3 separate regions of the Mus musculus genome follow, and regions 2 and 3 are each linked to region 1. A link is a loop called in an ENCODE intact Hi-C map of the cell type or tissue named here. Cell type or tissue: left cerebral cortex. All regions are shown on one strand.

Region 1 (8,000 bases):
CGCTCCTTTCATAAGAAGCAGCCATCATATACCAGTCTATCTCCTGGTACTCAGAGCCTTGACATGGATTCAAATAGGTTTCAATCATGCACTGGAGACATGAGCGTTTGCCGTGGAAAGAGAGGGTAGCAGGCTATGGTGCTGAGCCTTTGCCCACTCACTGTTCACCTGGAAGTCTTTGTAAGGCCTAGGGGTTTGGTGTCTTGGAAAGACTGAACATCCATGCAAAGTGGGCAGAAGTGACTGCAGGGGATCCAGTGAACTGTAGAAAGAAGCTGTGAGTTACAGTGGAGGCAGTGGTCCTGGAAGGAGGAGACCCTGTAGTGATGACCCTAAGTGTTGGGGGACTTGGAGACCAGGTTTTAAGATAAAGTGAAAGAGTTCCTGGGGATGGGGTGGGGGGGATCCACTATAACATACTTTAACTATTGTTGAAGTTTGTCTTATGGTAGGCTTTCCTGTGATAAGACATAAAATTTTAGTGATTTTATGTTTACTGAACATTCCTCTGTGTGTGTGTGTGTGTGTGTGTGTGTGTGTGTGTGTGTGTGTGTGTGTGCTTTTTACTAGAAACAGGAGGTTGAGCTCCTGTAAGTTAAGATTTCTTATTTGCAAACCCTTGGCTGCCTTGGGGACTCCCAGTCAGACAAGGGGCAGCCTTTAACATGGGCTATCTATTTTATTGATTCAATGATGCACAGTGTCTTATGCTGAAGATGTTGTTTTAAGAATTTTAAAGACCTCGACTCATTAATGTGCTTAACAACTTAGAGATCTGTCACCGTTATCATTTTGCAAAGGACTGTATGAATTGACTTTTAAATACGGGTCCCTAGATAGGTGTGCTGGCTCTGTCACTCCTGTTTAGCTGCAGATCTCGAAAACATCTAGATTTCTGATTTGAGGACCCCCGGCCTCCCTAATGTTTGGGGAGCCCACTGAACCCTGCCAATCTAGGATTCCTGGAATGGAAATCAGCATCCTCCTCACCCGCAGGCACACGTGACCCCAAGGAGAAGCCATCGCGTATGCTGCCACCTCCCATGTGTTTCCCAGTTATTCCAGCTCTGGAGTCTACACCACCGTCACTGCTGGTGACAATTCTGACCACTCCACCCCCAGCTCCATCTGCTGCAGCTACCAGGCTGCCTTGTAATCTTCAAGCCTCCCACACACCCTGCCCGCTTCCCTCCCATAAAAGCCAAGAGTCCATCATCCTCAAGAAAAAGTGAATAGAGATCTTTAGCCCCCATGGTGAACTACTGCTTCCTTTCTTGATCTGCAGCATAGCTGGAAGAGCCTGTCATGGAGTAAGACTCAGAAACGGAATGCACTGGGGCAGAGGTAGCCATGTATAAAGTCAGGTGCTATGTGGGGTGGAAGCCTCTCTCTTCTCCCCTCTCTTCCAGCTCCATATCTTCTAGCCATCTAGCTACTTGTAGACCCAGAACAAGCTGGAGGTGTTAACTAGCCTCTGTCCCTTCTTCTCAGGAACCTTCTTAGACCTCCTGAAGTGACAGACAGTAGCAATGCTGCCTCTCTCCTCTTAGAGGGTTGGAATTAGCCATGGTATCACTTTTGCCAAAATCAAACTATGCTGCTGAGCCTGCAGACCTAAACAAATCCTGCAGATAATATCCAGCCTCTCTTGACTTTAAGAGCATAGGCTCATACCCAGAAAATGGAAGCAAGAGGCTTGAAAGCACTCAAGGTTACCAAGAGCCACAAGCAACACAAACAATTCATAAGAACACTTGAGAAAACCCCCCGGGGGGTGTTGTTATTATCAGTGCCCAAGATGAGCTTCCCATCATGCCCAAGGTGGAAGATGCCAGGATTCTAATGTATCTCCTTCATAGCTCTGTTTCATGACTTTCCCGAATTCAACTACCTTCCTATTTAAACAGGACCATTGTCCACCTTTTCGATGTGTTCTCTGGGATACAGCCATAATCAAGTCATCTGACTGGATATCTTAAACATTTCATGAAAAACACAAATTATGATTTAAACAAAAAAGAAAAAAGAAAAAACTCTCCTACCCATCAATTTGACAAAACCATTTAAATTCTTTGGCCACCTTAACAATGGCAAATGTTCTAAATGGAACCTGGACAGAAGAGCAAGCATGTTAGAGCTTAATCAATTACCTTGAACTAGGTAATGAAAGCACACAGTCTGCCTTACTTTCACAGAAGTGGATGGAAGTCCTTGAATGTGCACTGAGGATTCTTTAGAAAGCAACTGAGCTCATTGAGACCAGATAAGACAGCTACACAAGTGGCCCACTTATCTCAGAAGCCCATAATCCAGTCAGATGGTACTCAGCTAGGTCAGGGTGCCCTGAGATCGCCACAAGTGTAATAGTTGCCTGCCTAACAATTTCCAGGTGGGAAAGCATCCCTCAGTCCTCTTGGGCATAAGCTACCGACACAAGCAGTTGGGAATCATTTGCTAACAAAGCTCTCAGAGATAGGCACCCAACACTTGTTTACACCTCCAGGACTATAGATTTCTCTAGTCAGTTCTGGAATTCTGGCAGCACTTTGGTAAATGTTATCAAGTTGGGAATGTTAGTGAATGAAGTTTCAAGACAGAGCTCTTTCAAGCTGTTGGAACTGATGTTGCACTGTTTGCAGCAAAGCAGCCTGAGGGTGAGGCCCCCCCCTCTTCTCCCTTTGTTACCTTGAGCTCCTTGACTGTAGAAGAACCTCTGCGCCGACTCCACATCCAAGAGTCTGTGAGCAGACTCAACGTCCAGAAAATAATCCATTTTGGGATAATCCATCTTCAATGTTCAGAACAGGATTTTGAGAGAAGGCAATCACTTAGCTCTCTATAAAGGGGGAAGGGGAGAAAGACACAGTATTTCAGGATGTCAAGTATGTGTATTCCTTAATTTAAATGAGAGTACGCCATTATCATATTCCAACATTTGACTGACATTTCTAATGTCAAAGCCCCCACTGCCAGAGACTTTGTATTGCATGAGAAGATCCAACCTTTAGTTAACACCAATTTAAAATAATATATTCTGCCTGCAAAAATTAAAATGATTCACGTTAAAGAGGAATAACATACTGTTCTTTCCTTGCTGTATATTATCTGACAAAAGGTATACTTTTAAATTCATGTACCTCTAGTTTTTAAAAGTCTGCCCGATAAAAGGCATTGGAAAGTATCACCCTACCTGCAAGTTGCTCTTCAATTGATCCAGGGGTGTCTGGTGTCCCCTCTAGTAGAAAGCATCCCCTGGGAATCCGATCCTCCTCTCATAGACACTTTGCAATATAGGCTGGCTTGTTTGCTGTACAAGTGCCTTGAATTCCTTAGTCTTCAGCCATTCCCTTCAGCACATTCTATACAGTGCTACTGGCTCATCTGCCCATGCCCGGTATAGGCTGTTTTTGATACAGAACCGTGGTTCGTGCAGCAGCGGCAAACATCACAGCCTTGCCGTGTTTCCTATAGCATGCACTAGCCTGGCATGAAAACCAGCCAGCCCCTTCTCACGGAGCCCATGCAGTTACCCCTGATACTGGCACAGAAGATCTATCTCTATTTCTGCACTATTATATTTCAAAGGAGGAACAAGAGGAAGTCTTTAAAAATCAGATTCTGAAGGCTAAAGCAATCACTTGCTTCCTAAGTCTGCACACTCTCATCTGAGAAACCAAGTCTGATAAGAGGAAACTTTAAAAAAAAAAAATAGCCAAAGGTACCCCAACAGCAAAGAATACTTACTGTAAAAACATGTAAAACCAAGGGCCGTCGATAGAACAAATGAGCAGTTTCAACCAGCTGCCTTCGATCTTATTAAATATTCCCAGCGAAAGTAAACAGTTTTGATTATCTGATTAGATCAGTGATGAATAATGTATTCTGTCCACTGGACTTTCTCTATCAGATAAAATGGCCAGAACAGGTTACCTTAGCAACCGAAGGTGACGCCAGTTCCAGCCTCTCCACGCCCTCCTCTGCGAAGGAAGGAAATTACCACTTTCCCATGTAAAACTTTGGCAGGGAACCATCAAAATCTACATGAAGATTTTGCATCATCCAGGGCCATTCACAGTCTACTCTCCCACCTCTTAAAGCGGAGATCTCACCGGTTATTTAAAAATCAGAATTTCTGCTTTAATAATCTATTTTTGCGATCTCAAATCCCAGTCTGCTTTGCAGTAAGAACAAAATACATGGTAAATGATTAAACAGTGGGGAGGTCTGTAGTGTTTAGACCATGTTGGAGCACCTGTCTCTATCTTTCTGCTGAATGGGGTAGGGTGATGGAGAAAGGCTATTTAACTGGCAATATAGTATGTTCAGTGAACATTCCCATTATAATTAATACACAAAAACAGTCACCGGCACCTAGGCTGAAAATAACTCTTTCCTTCTGTCCCTAGAAACAGCTTAAAAGCTGTCTGAAATTTCCCATATTTTGAAAGCCGCATTATAACGCAGACCCTCTGGGAGACAACCCCTACCTAGCCCACCCAAGGCAACACAGCCAGAAAGACGCACGAAGGGAAGAATTCTCAAAGTTAGGGGATACTCACCAGCACTTGTGCCCCCTTCAACAGGACGCTGTCAGTGAGCGGCGGGCAAGCTGAGCAGGGCTGCTGAGCCTGTGAGCCCAAATGAACAGCTTCTAATTTTCCCTTCAATCTCCAGTCAAGAGCACTGGGTGGAGGGGAATGATGGATCTGTCGGGTTTTATATTGTGATGAAATGCCCCCTCCCCCCAAAGCCGGGATCTAAGTGGGGCCGCTCTTTAGAACGCATTAGCCTGCTAATTTAAGAAAATTGAAAGGTTTTGTTTTACCGTCTTTTATGTGTTCTTTTCTGCTACCCCCTCAATTTAATTTGCATTTAAAATGATTCTCCTGTCTCCTAGGCTCTCCAAGGTGTGGAGTACTTGCTAATCCTGAAGGCTGCTCCTGGTAGGATAGGGTTTGGTGCCCTGCCATTTCCTTCTGAGCTGCCAAACAAGGTGGGCAATTAAAAGTGCGAGCTACATTCTGGAGAGAAATACAGAAGGCTTTCACTCTCCCTCTTTTTGTCTGTGCATGGTCAGATCTTCAAAATGCCCAAATGCTCTCTTCTTTCCTGAATGCAACAGATTTATTATCTCCACAGCAAAAAAGATGCTTTGGTTGTGTCCCTCACATTAGCCTGGTATGAGATCCTCTTACTGCTCCCCAGGAAGGACTTGTAAGCATGAGACTTTGAGATATGTTCTTAAAGCTGTAATGTTAATCCAGCCATGCCCCCGTATGTGTTTTCTGTAACCTTCTTCCACCTTGTATGGACCAAGCAGAAGTGATGATTAGTACAGGGTAGTGGGTAGCATCAGGATAGGATGTTAATACAAGAGAAGCCATGCTTGCTTGCAAGGACTTGGAAGGAAGATCAGACTCCTCTTGCCCATGTCCATAGCTCAGCCAGAGGACAAGTGCTAGAGAGTGACTGACAACTGACTTTGAAAATTGTCCTTTCCTTTCCCATTCTACCTTGCCTTTGGTGGGTTAAGGGGTTGTCTCCGAAAAGAGAAATCAGGGAATGCCTTGCTGACTATCTTGTGGGTCAATAATAGGGTGGGCTCTCCCCTTCCATCAGAGAAAACCGGGTACCAAGTTAGTGCTATAGAGAGATCAGCCTCGTGGGAGACCTAAATGTAATGATCAATCAGAAAGGCCTTGTAGAGAAGGCAGCTTGGTCTCTGAATGTGCAAAGCTTTGCTCAGACCCCAGGCCTTTGAGCTTTAAGGTTGCATTGCTATTCAGCCCTCAATAGAGACAGGTGAACACTTGACATTTACAAGAAGAGAAAGCTGTCTTCTGGTTCTTTTCACTTACAGTAGGGTGTGGGCGACAGGTTCTAACCCTCTATTGTGCTTCTACTGGAATTATAATGACTCATAGGTGACAGAGAGAGACACAGGGGGAGGGGGAGTGGAGAGAGAAAGGAGAGAAACAGAGAGAAAGGGGAGAAAGGGAGATTAAGTTGAAAAACATCAGATACTCTGTTAAGTGCAAATGAGCCTGGGATGGAAGATGATGCTAAATAGGACATTTGAAAAATAGATTGTGTTCCTGGAACTGAGAGTGGGTTTGGAATTCAATAATTTCTGGAGTCCTGACCAAGGAAAGGAAACTTGAGTTGCTTTATAAAATGCTGGGGCTGGGGAGATGATTCCGTGGGTAGAGCGCTTGCTGTGCAAGCATTCGGACCCCGAGGTTGAATCATCAGTGTCTTCATAAAAGTCAGATAGGCTAAGGCATGTCTGGAGTGCCAGTGTTCCTAAAGTGAGATGTAAAGTGGAGGAGACATGAGACTCCCTGGACTCTGTAGAGCAGCTAGCCTGGTACACACAGCAGCAAATGACAAAAGGACCCTGCTTCAAACTTCGCCTGGAGTTGTCTCTTAGCCCCCATTTATATTCTCTCTCTCACTCTCTCTCTTTCTCTCTCTCTCTCTTCATCTCTCCTTCCCTCCCAAGTAATGAAAGCGATGTGAAAAGGCTATGATTTTTCTTAAATGGTAAGATTTTAACTTTTAAAAAGCAATGATTTGGGAAGGAAAAGACATTCACAAAAGGGACTTCATTTTACAAAATAATCATTATATTTTCAAAGTATAATCGGACCACTTTCTAAAATTGACTTCCCTCCTTCTTTCTTTTTGAGGCAGGTCCCCCCCCCACCCCCCCGTGTAGCTCTGGCTGTCCTGGAACTTGCTTTGTCAAGACTGAGGTGACCTTCAACTGGAAAATCCACCTGCTTCTGTCTCCCAGGTGCTGGGATTAAAAGCATGTGACACCTTGCCCTGCTCTGAAATAGAATTTGAAAGTTGATGATTTCATTCTTTGAGGAGACTAGATTATATACAAGAACATTCATGTTGTGAAGTTATCACTTAACTACTGATGTTCATATGGTGCAAGGACCTGAGCAAACTAGACAAACACTCTACTAGAGAGTTGTGTCCCTAGATCTTGATTTATTGAGCTGTGTAGTTCAGGCTAGCTTGGGACCCTGTGTAGTCAAGGTTGACTATGAGCTCCATATAGCTTAGTCTGGACTTGAACTCATGATTCTGCTGTCCTCCTGTCTTATCCTCCAGGGTTGGGATTTTACTTGTAAAGGTGGGGAAGCATAGAAATTGTCCAAAAACAAAGTCAAGATCTGATCAGTTCAGAAGTATTTTTTTTATAACTTTTACCTATTTAAAAGTATCACTAAGTTTATTGTATGTCACCATATTGTTCTGACATACATTACAGAGTAGCTGGTGATGTCCCAGGCTAACGTTCATAAAGCACTGGACAATTTAACCAAAAGCATCTCAAGTTCAAGCGAAGTCAGACAATGTCAATATAACCATGTGACATATACATAGAAGTTAATTTATAAATCAAAAAGAAACCAAATCATATGAAAATATAAGGTTATAAGGGGGGTCAAACAATTTGGATGGGGTCCTGAAAACCTTTCTGTTTCCAGTTTGGTGGTAAGAAGATAGGTCTGCAATGTGTATAAAAAATGTAGAAGGATTGCATTGACTTGAAACAGAGATATACGCCAGAATAAATCCCAGAGAGAAGTAAAGACATTAGCGGTGTTAATTTCCCCTTGGCTCTACACTCCCTCAGTCTATTGAGGCTGTGAGACCCAGCCATTCAGAAAGAGAAGACCACGAGAAACATATTCTTCTTACACCCTCTTCTTGGTCTTTGCTGGGCTCGGGCAGGGTTTAACAGGCTTACTGTGGTTCTTCTCACAATTGTACAGTGGCCTTCTTTACTCGGTTCTCTCATTGTATCATAGAATTCTCTAGAAGACCCTGTTTAGACTCCAGGAAATTCTGACTGTTGCCTGCATGAAACCTTGGGGACATTTTCTTTGGATAATAAACCATGTATACACTTAGAAATATTAGAATATCTCTTAAAGTAAAATAACATCCTGGATGCCTTGGCAGAGTGCTTCGGTTGAGGG
Region 2 (8,000 bases), 55 kb after region 1:
ATTGAGTCTATACCCACGAATGCACACATGTCACATGTGTATAAGCCAAAGAACAACACTGAACTATGTTCCTCAGTTGTCATAGAGTTCAATTTTGAGTGAAGGTCACTCATTGGCCTGAAGCTTGCAAAGTAGTGTGACTCCATCTGTCTAGCATTGGGATTACAAGTGTGTACCACTGACCACACCCACCTCTTTATGGGGTTTAGGAAGACAGAACTCAGTCCCTCAGGCGGCGCAGCAGGTATATACTGACTGCATCATCACCACTTAGTCCTAGAAACTGGTCTTTGAGACTCTAAAAACAAGTATGACTTTATTTGAAGTCATCCTTTATGTATTATGTATGTAGATTCAGACTTGACAAATTGTACCACCCATTCATAACAGTCATGTGATGATTATACAAAAGAAGTCCGTGCTAATCTTGCTTGTATTCTTCACACATTGACATTGTTGGTCTACAATGGGCCATATCTGAAATGATGGGCCACTCATCTATATTCAGTGTGTCTCTTCTAGAGGATGAGTTGGCATGTCTCATGATAGGGCAGGGACCATGTGATTGCAAGCACTTTGTAAGGTATAGACTCAGGAGTGCCTTGTTGTCCTTTCCACTTAGAGGCCAAAGCAAGGCACAAGAAATGTGAAAAATTCCATAGGAATAGTAGGACCTTGAAAATAACTTGGCATAATGTGTACAGATAAGTAGGGGTAGAGTTTTCTATCCACAATACAGCCAATGTATCCTATTACACAACTAAGCCTTGTTCTTATATGTCAGTTAAGCTCTGCATTTACAGAAATTCTTTCAGTTGAACCTGGTCTCTCCTACCAATCAGAAACACTAACCATTCACTTGTCTAAGTCATTGATAACTGCAACATGACACAAACATTGTTATTTAATATTTGGAGTTGGATTAATAAAATACCATTGGAAAACATATTCCCAGAACAAGTTTATATGAAATTGATACATTGAATGATAGTTTCCTGTAACTATGGCCTGTGTGGAGTAGCTAATTCAGAGTGGAAGGCAAGAGGCTACATCTTTCTTTTAAGACATTTTAATCTCTTGATTTGTATTGTTCTGGAGGAGGCAGGATGATGGAAGATAAAACCATTAGAAGTGGAAGGCTTTTCTACGAGAGATGACAAAAAGAAAAAAATTTGACTCTTCTTTGATATTGATGCTTAAAATTTTTGATGAAAGACACGTAGTCACAGAATCACAGAGCATTCTGAGAGTCCTTCCATGGTGCATGTTTACAGATATTCTAGTGTGGTCACAAGCTTTTCATAGAATCATGACCTTATGGAGTTAGAATAGATTTTATAGTGCCTTACTCGAAATCCAGTAGTCACTACAGAATCCCTCAGAGAACACGACTGTTAGATGACAATTGGTCTTCCTTGGAACTTTCCCAGTGATGAAGAGTTCACATCTATAGGATGATAGACTCTCCTATAATGCAATGATGAGCGCAGATTACAGCAATCTGTTCTCTCCTCCAACAGCATTCTCCACTCCATCCTAGTACTACTGTATGTTCCATAATGAGCAACTAAGATGCCCACTCTTCCCACATTGCCAACAGTCATGTTTTTCTGGCTCATTTTATTCTTTCTCTCATTTCTCTCTCTCATTTCTCTCTCACTTTCTCTCTCTCTCTCTCTCTCTCTCTCTCTCTCTCTCTCTCTCTCTCTCTCTCTCTCTTCCCTTCTTTCTTTCTTTCTTTCTTTCTTTCTTTCTTTCTTTCTTTCTTCTTTCTTTCTTCTCTTCGAGACAGGGTTTCTCTGTGTACCCCTGGCTGTCCTGGAACTCACTCTGTAGACCAGGCTGGCCTTGAACTCAGAAATTCGCCTGCCTCTGCCTCCCATGTGCTGGGATTAAAGGCGTGCGCCACCATGCCTGGCCTTATTCTTTCTCTCATTTCTTGTGCTTATCTTTACAAGTCTGTTATTTCAGTCCCCATGCTCTGGGGTTTCTGTATCTAGCTAGCAATGACCTCAATATTTACTTCTCTTTATTGGTATTATTCCTTACAGAGAACTGTAGATATGAACATCACAATCCAAGGACAACATAAATAGCTTGGAATTATGTAGAACTGGTGCCTGTCCAATGATGTAATAGCAAAGACGGGTGTGACTACAGAGACTGACCACTGAGCTCAGTTTTTAGAGGAAGAGATTGAGATCCAGAGGAATTATGTGACTCACCAAAGAGCTATCACATCACTGAGTGGCAAAATTAAAGTGAAAATAAGCAATAGAAATGCCAAATTCAGGTTAAAAATCCCAATAGTGAACATATTCTAAAATATCCCTTGTTGGCTTTTGGGGTAGAGCCTTAAAGGAACCAACGTCAACTGCACTTAACTTCTGTTTTCCTGTTTGCCACATGGTTTTCTAAGAACCTGACATTATCATCAAACCAATTAACAGAACATTCCTCAAAAGTGAGATCTAATATATATGGTTTGTATGCAAAGAAACCGATAAGGAAGTTACCTTGGTTATATTTCTTGCTAGTTAGAAGGACAGCTGAGGTTCAAGAGAATTTCTTTCCAACTTGAGGATCCATTAGGTAGCAGGTGGTTTTAGTTTTCAAAAAAAAAGAAACCCATTTGGATGGAGAAGGTAGACAAATTTCAGCTAATGATTCCTGGCACAAAAATGCAAATATAATAGAAGTCAAGAGAAGCAAATAGAAAGTTGGGACATAGAAGACTTTTACATTTGAGTTGGGTGACTTTCAGAAAATATTTCCAGGCAACTCATTGAAAACTGAATTAGCCTTTTCAGTGAATAATGGCAGAACAATTAGATACACTATAAAAAGATTAATCTCAAAATTACCTGACAACACAGAAAAAAAATTAACTAGAAATAGAACACTCATATATGCATAAAAGCTGAAAGTTTGAAAGCTTCAAAAGCCAGCATAAGTGCATTTTCTCTCGTGGGAGGAAAATAGTTCTTAAATATGATGCACAAACTACAAATCTTAAGAGAAGAATAATGGTAAATGACATTCCACAAAAGTGACAATGTGCTCTTCAAGATACACTTAGGCAAATGAACAATCAAGTTGCAAGCTGGGAAAAACACTCGCGATACATATGTCTGGCAAAAGCCTCTTTGGTGGCACATTTAACTAACTCTTACAAGTCAATAACAAGTTTGTGAACACCCCAGACAAAATGGAAAAATAGTTTCAACATATTTCACAAGAATGGGGCACAGATGGTCCAAAGAACATGAAATGAGGCTTCAGCTCACATTGGCGGAATACAATGAAAGCGACCCTGTTTCTTACCAGTGGGAGGGGCCTACATTAAAGAGCCCCACAATACCAAACATTGGTAAGAAGAAAGAATTGAAGCTGTCATTATTTATTCCTTCTGGGAGTGGGATAAAACCATCAGAAATAAGTTCATCACTCTTTAATGATATGATTTATTCATATATGAAGTGACTTGGAAGTTTTATTCTGAAGGGTTCACTCAAGAATAATTACAGCATATATTCACTCTAAAGTTTTTACGTAAAACTAGCCAGGACCTCTTTTTATTTAAAAAATATTAGAAACAGCACAATTTTCTACGAGCAGCTTACAAAATTATTAAAAACAATAAAAGGAACGAACTATCGGCATATGTATTATGTTCAAGCTTCAAAAAAACATGCCAAAGGAAAGAAGATAAGATGATTTAAATGAATTTTCATGAAAATTTAGAAATATCTGGAATGACCTCCAGTGGCAAGATGGTGAGAAATGGTGGCTGGGATGAAAGGTACACACACGTGACTATAAACACTCAAGCGTGATACATGTTCAAATCCATATTTGAAGAAATTATTAATGTAATCCAACTTCATTTTTTCACAGCAAAGTAGTAGGGTATCTTTCCTGCTGTTTGTGAGATTCTTAGAAAATGGTTGGGAGATAAGTAAGGCCCTACCCAAGAATATCCATTCAGACCATAAGCCTGGTTCATAGCTATTTTAATAACATATCTCTATTTAAAAGGAATTCTGCCCCAATGCCTACAACCTCCCCAGAAAATGGAGTGAATTGTGCTAGAAGTGTTGCTTCTCAGCTGGTGTGAGGATTCAGCCAGATTCCAGAGTGAGGTTCCCAAGTTCCCATTCTTTCCCTGTCTTCCCAATTTGTTTTATTCATTTTTAGAGAATTTTGTACAATGTGATTCAAACACATCCACTCCTTCCTTAACTCTTCCCAGACATAATCCCTCTTTCCCCTCCACCCAACGTTGTATCTCTCCACCCTTTTTTAACCCACCAATACCGATTTGATCTGCCCAAGAATTCTGGGATGTGTGGCTTCCATTGAAGTATGGTTGACTTACTGGAACTGCATTCTTAGGGAAAGCTGACTCTCTCTCTGGGGACTGGGTTTCATACTCAACTCCCCTGTCCATGCTAGAGTTTGGTCTAACTAGAGTTTGTGCTGGTATTGTATAGGCTTTATGCACGCTGTCACAACCACTGTGGGTTCTTATGTGCAGCTGAGCTGCTGTGTTCAGAAGGCACTGTTTCATTTCAGTTATCAACTCTGGCTCTTACACTTTTTCCACCCCCTCTTCCACAATGATTCCTGAGCATTGGGAGGGGGCATGTGGTAGATATGTTTCGTTTAGAGTTAAGTGTTCTGCTGTTTCTGATTTTCTGCATCTTGACCACTTGTGAGGGTCTGCTTTGGTCACCATCTACAACAAAAAGACGTTACTCTGTTAGAGGTTAGGAAATGAATTAATCTATGGGTCTAATGATAAGTCACCAGATGTAATTTTAATATCATGTCCATTTATCAAAGTAATAACAGTAGTTTCTCCCTTAGGGCCTATGACCCATCTAGCTATAACTCCAGGGCTTTTACTAGTGCTGGTGTGGGTTTCATCTTGTGAAGTGGAACTTAAATCCTATCAGAACATGGTTGGTAACTCTCATGATGTTTTTGCCACTACTGCACCAGTGGGCAAATCTTGCCAAGTCAGTCATTTTGTAGCTCATTCTCTTCACAGTATGGAAAGATAGATGATATTTTCCCCTCTAGAAGCTTCCTTAGAGTCTTCTAACACTATGAGAAACATCAGGGATGAAGCTTTAGGGTCAACACGAGTTTGAGTTCTACATCTTACTGTCAAGTTCTGGAGGCAACCAAGAGCATTGGCGATAGCCTGCACCGTTTGGGGTCTATGGGAGCTTACAGGCCAGTAACGCCCAAAGCAACCCATTCCTGGCACTGGGTTCTTGCTTGTTAGCCTATAGTGTCTAGTGGGGACATTTTTGTAAAGCTGTACAGCTATAGCTATGTATATATGGACTATACATGCACATATAGAAGCTCTACAGTATCAGGCTTCCTTTTCAAAAGGGTTTTGGCGTTACTTATCCCTCCCCAATTTTCCTTTCTTTACTTTTCCCTCCTCATCTCGACTTAAGCATTTCTGTTTCCCTTTAGCCCTTTATACCAGTGATTTCAATTTCCTCTCCTAGAAGGCCTTCCCACTACCCCTCAGTAATTTCCTCCCTTCTATGCATACTTCAAATGAAGCACACATATCTGACGTTTCAAAGCTAACACCCACAAATGAGGGAAAACATGAGACCTTTGTCTTTCTGGTTCTGGTTTACCTCACTCAGAATAATGGTTTCTCATACTAAATGTGAGAACAATAATGAATGAATTAGGTTGTCCTATAGTCAGAGAAAACAGGCATCAAAAGTAAGATTTTATATATGTGTGTGTGTGTGTGTGTGTGTGTGTGTGTGTGTGTATATATATATATATATATATACACACACACATACATATATATATACATATATGTGTGTATACATATGTATATATATACATAATCATATAAAACAATATATATGTAAAATCTCATGTTTATTTACTGTGTGTAAGTTTTTGCTTGGCTAAATGATGATTTTTCACATATATATGTATATATATGAAAATGATATATATGTATCCTTTGTATTTTGAATAATATACAGATAAATATTATTTGTCAAAGCAAATAATATTGCTATCATGTTCTTTCTATAAATTGTAAAACTTCTTCCTAGTGTGGATAAATATTTCTGCCATGTATCTGGGTTTACCTTGACCCTTGCTGCATTGTAACTATCATACCTATCACTGCCAATACTGACCTACTCTTTCTTAATTTGAGCAAAGGTCATTTTAATGTGTATTTGCTTTATAATCAATTAAATTCAATATTTCATTAACTATATCTATAGTTGTGTCTCTATAAATTTCACTCCTGTTCCTTTGAGCATTTTTATTGTTAGGCTTTTTGATTACACACACACACACACACACACACACACACACGTTTTACAAGACACGGTTTCTCTGTTTATAGCCCTGGCTGTCCTGGATGCATGTGCTACCATACCCTGAATGACTTTTATTATTTTTAACAAACTTATGCAAACTCTCTCTTCCTTTCTTGCTCTCTTATTCTCTCTCAAATAGCTACCTCAATTGGTTCATATTTATTTTAATAAAACTTTTGACTTATCTTGATATTTTCTATGTTTAGCCCTTTTTTATGTCTGTATTGTCATTTTTCTGTCTTTTAACTTGGATCCGTCTTTGAAAATGAGAGGAAAAAAAGTCCTTAAACATGAGTTGAAATTTTTGTCTTGTGGGCACAACAGTCCCAGGTAGTTCCATCCATGGCTACATGGAGGGGGGGAAAAGCATGGGACCTAGCAAGGAAAACAGAGAACAGCACCTGCCCAAGGCTTGAATAACAATTTAATACATTTACAAATAAGAAATAAAAGAGTCCAAGACAATGTTCTGATACACACCATCTTTGGAGACAAAGAGCAACGGGGGAGGTGCGAGGAAACCTTTAACTGTGTGATTTGAAATCAGGTCCACAGAGATCCACATGGACAGGATAATGTTCCTCTGGTCTGACACATGGACCTTCGCATAAGGATATCTGGGCATCGTTTACATGACTTTCTCAAAACACTGACTCCGAATCACAATGAACCCAAACCTTGGGGATTATTAGGCAAAGTGTTAAATATAGTTAGAATAAGGTGGACAGAGTGCTATCATCCCAAGGCTCAGCTGCTTAAGAGATTTATGTGACCACAGAGATCTTTGTCATCTGTATGTGAGCTCCGCCTGCTGGCCACAATGAAATAAAGTGACCCTGGAAGAGTGTTTTAAAGAGAACCATTAATTCATGCATAGGATGGCATAACTTTTAAAATAATTGGGCTTTGTAGAAGTTACATAATGACAACTATACACTATAAAAAGAGGCTCATTTTCTTTTAAATCGTCTTGTGATGCATTTTAAGAATGACTTTTCTAAATGAAATAAGGATGGAGAAAAGTTATTCTCATTTGTGTTTGTAAGAGTACAGACTAATTTAATCTTAAAATGTGTATCTTGGCAATCTGTAGCCAACATTAAATTCGACACCCAAATCTCACTCTCAGTAATATGAAACAGGTGATCACAAAAAAGCAAAGTGAGGCATAAGAGGATTTGAGAATCAGTGTATTTATGGAAAAAAGGAAAAGAAAAAAACAAAGCAGAAAAAGCAGAAAGCCAAATTTCTTCCATGATGAAGAAACTGTTAAGAGTATAAAGTAGGGACAGATTCATTATGAACCCTGAAAAGGATATATATGTTTTATGCATTACTATGAGAAGGTATGTGACTTAGCTTTCATTTTGTGAAAAATATGAGAGACATAACATTGAGGAGGAAAAATTATTGTGGTTTATAGTTTTAGACATTTCAGATATGATGACTGACTCCGCTCTTTCTGGGCATGTAGTGAAATCGAACATGCGAACATCATGGAGAAAGGCAGGGCAGAGTAGAATGGCTCTTGATGGCCAGGAAGAAGAGCGAGGTCAACAGGAAGGACCAAGGGCCAAGGCTGACTCTCCCAGAGCACATGTTTAGGGACTTGCTTTC
Region 3 (8,000 bases), 78 kb after region 1:
CAAAAGAATAAAGCAGCCACTGTTCCCGGAGGAGTCTTGGAAGCCAGGTGAAATAAAGCAGAAAGCGGTAGTGAATCTTGCCTTGTGAATTATCTGAAAAAATAAAAAATCACCAGGCCCCAATATTAAGTATAGTCTATAGGCTTGCGAGGGCCCCACCTAGACTTCAGAGCATACATACTCAGACTCTCAGGATCCCCTTCTTGCAAATATTCTCCCTTTCTCCACTCTCCCTGACTGGAGGTGAAAGGGTTCAATAAGACAACGGTTGGGTAGCCCTTTGGGGTTTAATAGTACACAGACAGGTGCAAAACTTATCCCCACCTCTTTAATTGCCTTTGAAGGTTCAACAGATTTTTATAAAGTCCTATATATTTTGTATCCTACCGGATTAGGTCCCTGAGACGGTGAGTCGGACACTTCATGACCTCACCTGTGTCTGTCACCTGGAATGTGCTGAAGAGCTGTTAAATACACGTCCTCATAAAAACCTGGAAGTTTCCGCCACCAGCAGCCGAGTGCGCTCTGTGTGGTTTTGGTTTTGTTTGCTTCTCATTCCTCCTTCAGCATCCATCATGACTTCTGACATAGTCATGGTCCATTATGTTTGCAGGCCTAGTGAGCGTGTTACATTTGCAGCAAATTGGCATCTGAATTATTTCTTAGCTGGAATTACAGTGGGAATCTCATAAATAAGTAAACAGCTATAAGACAAAACACATGAACTTTCTTTTAACCAGCCGCTCCCTTGTTAACTCTGCGTTGCTCATTGCTTATGTCCAAAGCTGTCTGTCACTTTGTTTTGGTAATTGATGCTGGTGTCTAAATTCTCATTAAAATAAGCACCAATTAAACTGCAATTATCTTAATAAAGTTATAAATGATAATCCACACAATTTGCCAAGTTATAGTGTCCAATTCTATGACTTCTGGCATCTTTGCACATGTGGAACCATCACAGATTTTTTATTTTGTTTTTTAAAAAGTATTGTTACAAAGTCTTTGTGAATTTTATATAATGCTGTTTGATCATATGCACCCTCAACTCCTCCCCCTGAATGCTGAAAGATCAATTCTCACCTCCCTCCATCCCTTTTGTGTACTTCTTGAAAAAAATTACTAATAACCCATGGATTCTAATTAGTGATGGCCTGGGTATGGGTGTGGGTCATCCTCCGGGGTATGGTTGACCTAGCACGAGCCACACCCTTAAGTAAAAATGACTTCTTCCCACAGAAGTTTCCAACTGTCTGTAACTCCTCAGTTAGTAAGTTCATGAACCCTTCTCACGACATGTGAGAATCCTGATTGGTCTGATCTTGTGCAGGTCTTTTACAGGTAACCATAGCTGTTGTGAGTCCATGAAGTGTTGTAAGTCCTGCTGTGTCTAGAAGACATGGTTTTGCTCCTGTCCTACTGGATCTCTGGATCTTACAATCTCTCTGCCCCTATTCAATGATGGTCCTTGAGCCTGGACATGTGCATGTATGTGTGTGTGTGTATATTTGTGTGTGCATATGTGCATGTGTGTGTATGTGTACGTATGTGTGTGTATGTATGTGTGTGTATGTGTGTGTATGTGTGTATATGTGTGTGTGTGTTTGTGTATGTGTGTATGTGTGTGTGTATGTGTGTGTGTGAGATACAGATCTCCCACTAGTGGATAAGTACTCACCCCACAGTCATTTATTTTCTCTATTCAGCTCAGTTTAAGTTTCTTGCCCAACCACCATTCACTGCACTCGGAGGATGTCTGACATCTGTACGAATTGATAATTGATAATTGATAAGTAGAGAGATACTCAGTTTGATACTATGTTCATTTAGCAGGGTAATAGTATTCAGTGCATCCCTGGAGCCTGTGAGCGCCCTAATTATAACTTCTCAGCCATATTTATATACCAGGAGTATGTTTCCTCATGTGAAGTGGACCTTAAATCCAATGAGAAAGCAGAAATTGCATCCATATGTGTATCTTGCTACCCTAATAATAATATTAATAAAATTATTTGTTATTATTATTATTATTATTATTATTATTATTTAGGTTCACAGCTGGGTAAGGTTATTGATAAGCATCCCAGAAGCCTGCATAGCACCTTTCAGTACTACAAGAACCAGCCATCAGGGAGAAGTATTCTTGTCCACACTGACTTGATTCGCTCCTATCTCACAAATAATATATGTGCTGTGTTCAGCCACAATGTCTTACCACCAAGCTCTGGTGTGCAAGCATGAGAACGGCATTGTGGATTGTCGGATAGCATGCTTTGATTTGAAGGGGAGGGAGTGTTTCTGGGACACCTCTGACTAATAACTCCAGGGGAGGCATCTCACCGCTGGCACTGGGAGTTTTCAGCTGATAGCCTGTGGCTCCTGAGATGAGCATAATCCCCTTGTGCATGGTGGCTCCACTTAAACTGTTATATGCATACATATGAGTGTGAATACATATATATTTACGAAGTAGTAGATTTCCCTATGGCCTTTTAAAGTACCCTTAGAGTTCATTGTCTCTCCCCTCTTCTGTTCCGCCCTCTCATCCCTCTTCCCCATTTGGATGTTCCTCCCATGCCCCCTCTTTTCCAATTCATATTACTTATTTCCTGCTATCCCTACCTTTCTATATTTTATTAGTGGAGTGGATTCCTAAAATGATGAGTCAGGCAGCCAATTGCCTTATTTATATCTGTCACACAGAACATGTTAAGGAAACACAAACTCTGTCAGTGGAAGAACAGTACCATCAGGTCCCAAATAAATCAGACACCTTGCAGCCCTCGCCAGCTCAATCCCCCGTCACATCTCTCCATCCTTACCCGTGTACATATTCACCTTCTGTTGCTTAGATTCGCCCATCCTGGACCCTTATTAAAAATGAAATCGTGTAGTATGTTGATTTTTGCACTTAGCTGTTTACACTTCCCATGTTTCTCCAGACTCCTTCATATGATGACACACTCTTTTAAAATTGTAGAATAATAAAATGAATATAGTACGTGCCGTTTAACCATCCATCAAGCGATAGACATGTAAGTTGTCCTCATTTGTTTAGCTCTTGCTGTGTAAGTTTTGTGTGGGCTTGTGTTTTATTTCTTGCCCGGGGTTAGAAGGTCACATTTTTAAATAAAAATGAAGCACACAATGTACGCCTGTTTCTTTAGAAAATAGTTTGGAGAATGGCAAGGAATGGGAATCTGTGAGTGGATCAGGCATGGCCTCAGTCCCACCACTACCCAGCCCCATGATCTAGATCAAGGCCATCACTTCTGTTTTCTTTTATGTTAGCAAACAGGACTTTATTTCAAAGGTTAGCTTCCTTTGCAAGCATCCCATCAGCTGATGTAATGCTGCCGAGAAGTTCATTTTAGCTAAAGTTCATTTTAGGTCAATCCAAGATTGCTGACAAATACTAAGAAAATATAAAAATAGAAATAACAAGTGAAAACATCTTTAGTTTCCTGTAAGAATGATTTTATATTACACCAGAAGGAAGAAGAAGGAGGAGGAGGAAGAGGAGGAAGAAGAGGAGGAGGAGGGGGAAGGAGGAAGAGGAGGAGGAGGAAGAGGAGGAGGAGGGGGAGGGGGAGGAGGAGGGGGAGGAGAAAGAAGGAGGGGGAGGAGAAAGAAGGAGGGGGAGGAGAAAGAAGGAGGAGAAGAAGGAGAGGAAGGAGAAGAAGAAGAAGAAGAAGAAGAAGAAGAAGAAGAAGAAGAAGAAGAAGAAGAAGAAGAAGAAGAAGAAGAAGAAGAAGAAGAAGAAAGAAAGAAAGAAAGAAAGAAAGAAAGAAAGAAAGAAAGAAAGAAAGAAAGAAGGTTCCTTCCATTCTCATAAAACATCTATTCATGAAAGTAAAAGACAAAATTATAAAGAAGAGTCTTTACCACCAAGATATGTAGATAAAAATTTGTGTTTCAAATCCATCTTACAATTTCAGCCTAAGGAAAGCATTTTAATTACCAAAAGGGAAAGTATTTCATGAATAAAGCTGAAGATGGGGAAACTATCTGTAACATATATAGTAATGGATTCTGTTCAAACAAGGGCCTTCACAAAGAAATGTCAAAAAATTAAAAATATTCCTATGCAACATCTCCTTTGCATTTGTGAACATGAATGCACCCACACACATGCTCACAAATAAAACATTTAAATAAAGCCTACTGCACCTACGAAGGAAAACTAGACATGGGCAACGAAGAGGTAGCAATAGCAATGGTTGTGACATGTTACAAAGTACAACATCAATGCTGCCGACATAAAAGAAGCTGGAGAATGGGAAGTGTAATGGAAAGGCTTTGACAACAACCCAGCTCCAATTAGTGTGGTCGACATTCAGGATTTCCCTTAGTGATCACACCCAGGCCACTTAGATTTATTTGAGAAATGTCAAGTTTATATTCATGCTCCTCAGTGGGTGTAAAAAAAAAAAAAAGTCTGTTCTAGAGAAAGAAGTGATATAAATAACTTTAAAAAGGAATTTCTTTAGTGGCTGCTCCAAGGAACGTGGCATGTTTTATCATTGTGTTCTGAATATATCAACACAAGGAATGCTGATTTCTTCCTAACTTTTATTTTACTTAATTAATATTAATTTATACTGAAATAACCACAAATACATTCTACCCCATCCCCTCCTTATAGGTAATCATAGTCACTTTTTGAATAGATTTCTCCTGCATCTGTCTTCATATTCCTACATGATTTTTATTACCACTTTTGGTTAATTTCTGGTGAATATTTTTCCCATACAAGTGCTAATCAGTTCTGACCCTGCTTGGCTTCCAAGATAAGATAGTGTCAGTTATGTTAAAGGTGGTGAGACCTAGAGACTATAGTATAGACTGATAGATCCTCTGTGTTGTTTCCTTATATAACAGATAAGATGAGATCAAGTGAGTTAAGGTTGTCATGGCTGTAGAGTCTACAGTATAGACTGTTAGGCTCTATTAATTTCTTATAGAATAGATTAAATGTTTTGATTTTCTTATGTTTCCTGTTTTCTTTATTTTCTCACTAGAAATGCACCACATCTCAGGGTCTATCTATAAAATTGAATTCAACCTGTGAAAACTGAAAAATGACTTTTATGACTCTCACTGGTTCATAGCCTCTACGATGGTCCCATGATAACCCACTACCCGGCACTTACAGCTCGACTAGATGACCCCTGTGTGATTTAAGCACACAGAATTTTAACTTTTTTTTTCCTGCTAACAGATTCTGTTATCATGACGTTGATGAAGAAAATGTCATACCGAAGAGATGCAGGTGACCAAGCGCTGAAGGAGCCTCTGCCTCACTACCAGTGTGGAAGCAGCATCCTGGATAAAAAAGGCTGTATGCATCAGGGCTTCAAACAACCACCCAGTGGATGTGGAAGCAGATCCTTCCTCGGGAAAGCTTTCAGATAAGACTGGAGCATCTGGGATGACACCCTGGCTGTACCTGATAGAAACCATGAAGCAGAAGACTCGGCTATGCCATGCCTGAATTCCTGGACCACAGATTGTACAATAATAAATGTGTATTATTTTAAGCAATATATTTGCTTAAATATACTAATGGATAACTACAACTATGTATATATTTACTCAGTGTTACCTATTGTGGTTATACTTCTTCTGGCATGGATTTTTATGTTGTTTGCAGTTGGTAGTCGTTTTCCCCCCTATTTGTTTAATGTTCATTGATGTTGTGGTTAAGATTTGCCACAGAAGCCACTAACTCTGATGACATCACTCAGTAACTTTTCTACATGATAAAAGTCTCTTTTTATAAACAGCCCTGCTTGTCTCCTAAGTTGAGATTCTATATCTCCTTCCATTCATGTTTTTTTTTTCAATCTAGCTGTGCGTTTTTCTGTAGGCTCATTGCAGTCTTTGTCCTGAGACAGTCCCTGATCACAACTTTAGACCCTGTCACTCATTTCCACCCCTCCCTGTCTGGAATGATCTCTTTCCTATATCATGTGTTTGATGCATCCTTATTTAATTGGCCACAATCCAGAATAAGGATCTATTGAACATAGATTTTTATGGGAACTCTGCCTTCCAAAGTGTTCTTTATTCCTTTATACTAATTTAATCATTTGGCTCTGTACACACTAATACTAAAAGTTTTGAGGGTAGTGAAGACATCTCTTGCTTTTTAGTTTTTATGTTTCTGTTGAAAAACAAAACTATCATGTTTTTTTCCTCTGATACATTACATCTTGATTGCAGCCTCCCTCCCTCCACTCTTCCCAGTCCTCCTCACCAAACTCCTTTCTCTCCTGTATACTCTCCTCCTCATCAAGTCTCCCAGGAATATCAACTGAACATGGCATAAAAGAGTACAAGAAGACTAGACACTATCAAGGCTGGAGGAGGCAACCCAGGAAGAGGAAAAGGGTCCCAGGAGCAGGTGAAAGAGTCAGGGACACCCGCTACTCCCACTGTTAGGAGTCCCACAAGAACACCCAGCTACACAATCATGATCCACATGCAGAGAATTTAGCTCAGATCCATACAGTCTGTGATTGCCACTTCTGTCTCTGTGAGCCCCTATGAGCCCTGCTTAGTTGATTCTGTGGGTTTTCTTATGGTGTTCTTGACCCTTCTGGCTCCCAGAATCCTTCCTCCCTTCTTCTGCCAAGTTGCCCCAAGCTCTGCCTAGTGTTTGGTGGTGGGTCTCTGCATCTGCTCCCACCCGTTGCTGGATGATTGCCTCTCGGATGATAACTGATCTATCAGCATAGCAGAATATCATTAGAAATCATTTCATTGACTTTTTTCTTTTTTGCCAGTTGTGTTTGGGTCTAGCCTGGGCTGTCTAGCATCTGGTTCCTGGACATCCAGCATGGGCTTCCTTTTATGGAGCGAGTGGGCCTCTAGTTGGACTAGTCACAGGTTGGCCACTCCCACAAGTTCTATACCACCATTACCCCAGCACATCTTGCAGGTAGAACAGATTGTAGGTGGAAGGCTTTTGTGGCTGGATTGGTATCCAGTCCCACCACTGGAAACCTTGTCTGGTTAAAGAAGATAGTCAGTTCAGGTGCCATATCTCCCATTTCTAGGAGTCTTTGGTAGGGTCATTGTCATAGATTCCATGGAGTTTCTCCACTATACTAGTTTGCCACATTGCCCCCAAATGCCCCCAAATACCCCCAATGCCAGTTGTCTCTTCCAGAATTCTCTCCATTCATCCTGCCTCATTACCCGATCTCTCCTGATCCCATCCCTGTCCACCCTCCCCAGTCCACCCACAAAATCTATTCTATTTCCCCTTCCCACAGAGATCCATGTGTTCCTCCCTTTGGCCTTCGTTGTTACTTAGCCTACTGAGCTTATACCATGTTTGTCTTTGTGGGTCTTTGTTACCTCTCTCCATGATTTTTTCCCCTAGTTCCATCCATTTGCCCACAAAATTTACGAAGTCATTGCTTTCATGATGTCATTGTTTTCAGCAGATGAGTAATACTCCATTGTGTAAGTGGTCCACATTTTCTTTATCCATTCTTCTGCAAGAGCAACTAGTGCTTGTAACTGTTAAGCTACCTCTCCAGCCACAATCATCACTTTCTCTGGAACCTGGCCTGGCAGGTATTGCCTGCCCCGCCCCGCCCTGCCCCGCCCCGGCCTGCCTTTCCCTGCCCTACCCCGCCCTGCCCAGTCCTTTCTATACTTTTAGGTTTCTACTTCCATGTTTTTCTTCTTTTTGAACTATCTGTTCAGTTTTATGTTTTGGCTGAAAAATAAGTCTCATTTTAGCTCTCATACTTTTAGTGTTCAAGAATCCCGTCTAGTTTCTTATTGTTTCCATTTGTACTCTTACCTAATCTTTTTTCATGGATGCTATCCTGTATTTCATCTGGCATGGATATTGAAAGCCTTTCCACAGAGACAGGACTACTTCTTGGTGAGTTTCAGCTACCTCGTTAAGTATGGAAAAACTTTCAGTTGTTCGCTAGAACCCCAGCCTTGCCCTTGAGAATGGATGCATGACTGAGTTTCACACG

What was found. Hi-C counts contacts between places; a loop is a spot of excess contacts. Peaks named below come from ENCODE experiments on the same cell type or tissue, not always from the same donor. Only the 100,000 strongest peaks of a DNase experiment are listed, where the experiment ranks them.
Region 2: it touches region 1 in a loop (4-fold over the local background); 5 of 42 quality-filtered maps call a loop at or near these places.
Region 3: a loop joins it to region 1, with 2.6 times the contacts of the local background. A loop is called at or near these places in 4 of 42 quality-filtered maps.

The regions. Positions count from the first base shown.
Region 1 is chr13:42,677,486-42,685,485 of GRCm38, reverse strand. Phactr1 (phosphatase and actin regulator 1) reads right to left here and starts at 4,687. Exons shown (of 14, transcript NM_001302635.1): 1 at 4,560-4,687; 2 at 2,686-2,836. The coding sequence starts at 2,788. In left cerebral cortex, no CTCF peak of the experiment used is centred here; DNase peaks (open chromatin) are centred at 3,411, 3,993, 4,701, 4,928 and 3 more places; H3K4me3 peaks cover 5,146 bases; H3K27ac peaks cover 5,487 bases.
Region 2 is chr13:42,622,852-42,630,851 of GRCm38, reverse strand. No RefSeq gene overlaps it. Among named protein-coding and RNA genes, the nearest start is that of Phactr1, 54 kb to the left of the region's middle. In left cerebral cortex, a CTCF peak has its summit at 7,199 (motif pointing left); DNase peaks (open chromatin) are centred at 3,168 and 7,177.
Region 3 is chr13:42,599,812-42,607,811 of GRCm38, reverse strand. No RefSeq gene overlaps it. Among named protein-coding and RNA genes, the nearest start is that of Phactr1, 77 kb to the left of the region's middle. In left cerebral cortex, no CTCF peak of the experiment used is centred here; a DNase peak (open chromatin) is centred at 4,258; H3K27ac peaks cover 189 bases.